Linked DNA regions of Homo sapiens: region 1 is linked to region 2. Evidence: chromatin contacts called from ENCODE Hi-C or POLR2A ChIA-PET data. All regions are on one chromosome and are shown on one strand. The core of a region is the stretch at or near the end of the contact, and the rest is flanking DNA. Distances in the headings are between cores, read along the strand shown.

Evidence for each region. Hi-C counts contacts between places; a loop is a spot of excess contacts on that map. ChIA-PET counts read pairs that join two places held with the same protein, here RNA polymerase II (POLR2A). Pooled maps may share reads with other maps.
Region 1: a loop to region 2 is called in a map of OCI-LY7, with 4 times the contacts of the local background. The contact joins the promoter of MME here to the promoter of GMPS in region 2. A Hi-C loop is called at or near these places in 1 of 168 maps with a recorded cell type or tissue (OCI-LY7) and 1 of 50 pooled maps. POLR2A ChIA-PET finds 5 or more read pairs at or near these places in 1 of 52 experiments (T-cell).

What each region holds. Positions count from the first base shown.
Region 1 is chr3:155,078,851-155,081,652 of GRCh38, forward strand. MME (membrane metalloendopeptidase) reads left to right here and starts at 1,469. Exons shown (of 23, transcript NM_007289.4): 1 at 1,469-1,616.
Region 2 is chr3:155,869,175-155,871,943 of GRCh38, forward strand. It overlaps GMPS (guanine monophosphate synthase), which reads left to right and starts at 1,476. Exons shown (of 16, transcript NM_003875.3): 1 at 1,476-1,723. The coding sequence starts at 1,697. RefSeq lists enhancers at 921-970, 1,510-2,269 and a silencer at 1,111-2,330.

The DNA of each region.
Region 1 (2,802 bases), core at 219-2,718, 790 kb before region 2:
ATTTCCTTGTTTGTATTTACCCCTTTGAGGAGGAATCGCTGTGTCTTGAGTGAAAGGGGTACGCTGCTTGCTTGCATTAAACTGTGAGGGTCCAGGCGCATTACGGCTGATTTCAGTAGGTAGAGCAGACACACTTTAGTTTATTTTTCTCTTTCTCACTCCCCACCCTCAACCTCCGATGTACACACGTTTTAAGATTCCCTGAAGTCAGGAGGTGGGAGCGGAGAGTTTCAGTTCAGATCTTGACATGAGAGTACTTCGACCAAGGAAAAGAAAGGGAAGAAAGAGGGAAGCGGGGTGGAGAAAGCAGGAGCAAGGAAGGAAAGAAGGAAACGGGGAGGGAGAGTAAGAAAAAAGAAAACGAAGGAGGGAGGGAGAGAGGACATTTAAATGAAGAAGGAAGGAAGCTTGGATTCAGGGAGGAAAGGGAGCGGGAAAGAGAGCGAAAGAAGAGCGTGAGAAGAGGCAAGCATTATAGTCTCCGGTCCACAGGGGAGAGATGGAGCCCCCTCAGGACTAGAGAATCCCGAAGAGCCCGTGTATTGTTTTCTTGAAAGCCCCGAAGCTAAGCAATTCTAAAAATGTTTAGCAAAGCCCTTTTGGGAATGGTGAGATGGGGGGTGGGGAGGATGGGACATTTTCATTGCCACCGCCCGCCCCCCGTCTCCCCGGCCCCCTCACATGAAGTGACTGGATTTGGGAGACCTAGCGGAAACCTTCAGGTCACCCAGGGAACTGCTCCTCTCTCTGGTCCTGCAGCGGCGAGGCGGGGTAGGGGGTGGGGGGGGTGGGCCGTGAGAGCGCCGAGACGCGCGGGGCGCGGAGATGTGCAAGTGGCGAAGCTTGACCGAGAGCAGGCTGGAGCAGCCGCCCAACTCCTGGCGCGGGATCTGCTGAGGGGTCACGGTGAGTCTCTGTGGGTGCGGGTCGGAGGGATGCCCAGGTGCCTCGTCGCCCCACGGCCCGGGCGGAGGCGGGTCCGGAACCTCCCCCAAGTCCGGCCTCAGCCTGGAGCCCGCGCGCCTTGGGCGGATGCACGGACTGAGAGGCGCTTGGCTGGGCTCTCAGCCCGCCACTGCCACCCGGCCCCGTGCGCTCATTGGTCGGGATGTGTCGGCTCAGCAGCCTCCAACTTCTCCCGAATCCCACTGGTGAGTCCCAGGAGAGCGAGCTGAGGGAGAAAGGTCCAAAGGGCGCGAGCGCCCAGGGCGCTGGGAGCCCGTGGGACGGGCACGGGGAGGGCAGAGCCAGCCGAGGGGAGCGGCTGCCGGGAGGTGCGCTGAGCAGGGTCCGCAGCTAAGGTCCAGCGCGATCCGAGCGCCCAGGACCCTGCGGCCGTGGAGGAGGCGTGCCCTGGGAAGGAGCCGCTACTGGGACCTGAAGAGTGAGGGGAGGGAGAGGGGCCCAGAGGGTGACCTGGAGGAGGGCTCTGGAAGTCACGTCAGGTTGGCTCTTCAGGTTCATTTCCATAGTTCCCTGCGGCCTCTGCCTTGGGGAGTTATGTTTTGTTACCGAGATCCGCGCTACCAGATTGCACCGGGGCTGATTTGGGGGCTGGGAATTTGCCATTCTGCTGTACAGACACTGATTTTTTTTTCTTCTTTTTAAAAAGCAAGGTTTGTTTTCATTTTGGTTTCTGTCGGATTTTCTCATTTGTAACTCACTTTTCTATTTTTACTTTTCTTAACCGGAAGATCTTTTCATTATCCCACCTCTTCATCTTGCTTTTAACCTGATTTCCTATTATATAATTAATGCTTAAATCTCACAAGGGTTGGTCGGTGCGGGGCTGGTGTGTCCTTTTGTAGATGAAAGTTTAAGACCTCTTAACTGGTTTCAGTCTATTTGTCTGGTTTCAAAATAAGGGTAATTGCAACCAAATATCCCTCTTTAGCTTCTCGATCAAGTCGATTCCTCCCCCATATATGATTCAAATGGCAATTTTATTAAACTGAAAACTAGTACCTGACTTGCAGCGTCAGCATTTGGAAAGTGCTTGTCGGCAAATCGACTGTATGAAGGCGTGTAGCTTCATCCCCTGCCATTTTTGTGGGTTCTAGCACTTTAAAAAATTGTCTGGTAATTTCTTGGACTTAACCCTGTGTCTTTGGTTGTAGAGCAGCACTAACCAGGGGAGTAATATGGTTGGCACTTCGTGTCCAGAACTCCGTATTTCAGGCTGGGAAACACCTAATTAATGTCTGGGAAACAAGAAGATGATTTATCCTGAGTACCTCTGTCCTCAGCTTCTGCAGACACAGTTTAAATATGGAAACTGTTTCTCCTTCTTCCTGTGCCTCAGTTTCCATAGAACAAACTGTAATTGCATAGCACAGCTTCAGGAACCTGCAGATATAAGTTAATGTTATAATGTGCAGTGAAGATGAAAACTGCTTAGCTAAGTCTAAGTCTGTAAGTCAATGAGATTTCCTTTTTAACAAATCAGTTATCCAGGTTTCCTGCTTTGACTGTCTGATATAGTAATGCTTATGCTCAACTGGTATAAGAATTGCTGCTTTACATTGCTTTGAAATTAAGCTTACACTTAAAATAGTAATTTATTCTGTTGGTAATATTGTCGAGCTGAAGTTTGCAGGTTCTTGTTATCTTAGACCTCCTAATTCTCTATTCTCGTCTGTGGCAGTGTCCACTTTTCCGTTTAAACTTTTTATTTAACACATCTTCAGTTGAAGTGAAATATTTTAAGAATACAGGTATGTTTTTGCGTACCCTGCTTTATATGGGACTATAAGCCTCAACTTGGTATTTTTTTTTTTTTTGTATTCTTTTGTTTACTTGTCC
Region 2 (2,769 bases), core at 226-2,725:
TGTTCTGGAACTCTGACCTCAGGTAATCCACCCGCCTAGGCCTCCCAAAGTGCTGGGATTACAGGTGTGAGCCACCACGCCCAGCCTAGAATATATTTAAACTAAGCATTGTTTAAGATAGATGGGACTTAGCCAATCCTTAATGCCAGTATATCACATCACATTCCACTCCATTAGGGGTGGATGTTTATGTAAGTTGAGGTTCTCCTATTGGTTACTGCACTCTTCTTTAGATTGTGCATACAGACCTACCCAGAGAAGCCAGTATCCATGGCTTTGGAGAGTTCAAATATTCAATTTTCCGTTCAAAAAAAGGTAAGCGAAATACTTAAGTCTCAGGCCCACTAGGACCTTAAGCCTTTCGTTTTTGTAAATATTTCACTAATAAACTGTCTACACTTTCCCAGATTGGGCAGGCCTTACATTCTATATATACTGAGAGGCACATTATCTCACTAAGCCTCAATTTCCTCATTTGTAAAAAGGATAAGAACATCAATCCTACCTTACTACTTTCACGGGATTGGTTAAAGTTAGCTTTTAAAGTATTTTCTCACTCTGGCTCCTTAATACCCTAGCTACAGTCTGACACAAGAATGACTGCAGCAAAATGTTGGCTGTATTATAATAAAAATATTTGTGGAAAGGCTTTGTTAGCTGGAAGCCATCTCAAGTATTATTCTTTATACCCCAATCTCGATTTAGGCCTCTAGGTAACCAAATTCAAAGTAACACCTCATCATCATGATGGTTGCCAAGGGGTAGGTGGAGGGACTGCAGCCCCTTCCCCACAAACAATTCCAATAAAAACACTGTTGTGCAAACAGAGCTTCACGACCAGTTCCCTGGGCCAGCTGCTCACCAGATTACCACTCCCAAACTCCCTTTTCTTTGGAAATACTGCACCTGCTGTATTTGTGGGGAGCTGTATAACTTTTGAAGTATCTAAGTGATCAGTTCCTACAATGACATCCTTGAGATATGGCCACGGAACTTTCCAAAGCAGCCTTGGCCTCCTTCATGTCCAGCAACCTGAGATAAGGCCACGCCACCGGCTAAGAGTTCCGCCAGGGGCCCAGCTCTCAGGAGGCCTCTTCGGTGCCGCCAGCCTCCCGAAGTCATCCAAGGTAGCAGGCAAATCCGGCAGCAGCAAACTAGCTCGGATTCGGCTTCGGTTTTTCTCCTGGCCGGCGCCACAGGCCCCTCCTCCGGGGCGGGCTCCTCGGTGCGAGGGCAGGAGGGGCGGAGCCGGTGGATGCCGCGGGCTCCTCCTCCCAAGGGCGGGCCGCGGGAGACCCGGCCGGCTTTGCCGGCGGGGACCGGGCTGGGGGCGGGGCCGGGCGCCGCGAGCCCCTCCTCTCGAGGGCCGGCCGGTTTGGCGGCGGCTGCGGAGGGTATCTGAGGCTCGGCTGCCAAGCCGAACGGGCTCTGGCTCCTCCCAGTGGCCGGCCGGGGCGGAAGCAGGAGGCGGGGGCAGCGTGCGCGCTGCTGGTCTTCTCTCCCGCGGCGCTGGGGCCCGCGCTCCGCTGCTGTTGCTCCATTCGGCGCTTTTCTGGCGGCTGGCTCCTCTCCGCTGCCGGCTGCTCCTCGACCAGGCCTCCTTCTCAACCTCAGCCCGCGGCGCCGACCCTTCCGGCACCCTCCCGCCCCGTCTCGTACTGTCGCCGTCACCGCCGCGGCTCCGGCCCTGGCCCCGATGGCTCTGTGCAACGGAGACTCCAAGGTCAGCGTGGGGGTCCCTGCAGCACCGCATCCCGGCGGAGGCGAGGCTCCCGGACCGGGGAGCCACCCCGCGAGGCCCTTCCCCACCCCCTTCCCCCAGCCCGTCCGCGCAGCCCTGCGCCCCGGGCAGCCACGCGTCGTAGAGTCCCTGGTCGGGGCCTGTGGCATGTTTTATCTCGGGAGCGGCGATGCTTTGTTGATCTTGTCTGCGTGTCGAGGTCCGGGCGTCGGGGAGGGCATCAGCTCCCCGCGGCCGCGTCGCTGGCCCCCGCCTCCCCCGCGCCGCTGTGGGGCGCAGAGCCCGCGAGCGCGGCGCGAGGGTGGGGGTAGGGCGGCGAGCGGGCTTGTGTGTCTGCGTGTCGGGGTGGGGGCTTCCTCGGCTCCCACCCCGTCCCTCTGGGAGGCTGGGGGCCCGTTGTGGCGATCCCGGGGCCCGCCGAAGGCAGGGCAGGGTCGGGGCCTCCTGTGCGGCGTTGGAGCTGGGCCGGCCTCTGGTCTTCCCGCCACCCCGTTTCCCGCCTGCCCTCGGCGAGGCCCGCTCCATTCCCCCCGCCAGCCTTGGGCTCCGCGGCGGTTAGGCCGGTTCTGGACGAACCCCTCGGAGCTGCACTGTCTTCCCCCTCCCCCAACGCCCCTGCAGGCCCGCGTGAGGGCTGGTGGCCCCAGGGTCGCGCACTCCGTTCTCCCTCCCCGCTTCCTTCTCAGAGAGGAAAGGGTGTGTGTCCAGGTCCCGCCCCCGTCCAGCTTGCTCCCTGTCGAGCTTGCTGGTTTGCGGGGTAACCCGCTTCCCCGCCTTTGGGGTCCCTCCCCGGGACGCGAGCCGTGCCAGCTCGCCCGAGGCCTGGGCAGTCCGGAGTTCCGGAGTGCTGGAAAAGTTGCCGCCTTGACGTACCCGGCGGGGAGAGCACGTTTGACCGCTGCTGCTCATCTCTCCTCCAACTCACTTTTCTTAGACCGTTCCTCTTACTTTCGTCCCGCTTTTGAATTGGGCACCTTCGCTTTCACCTCTGTATTAAAATTTTCATTGGCCTGGAGTTCTTTCTGACC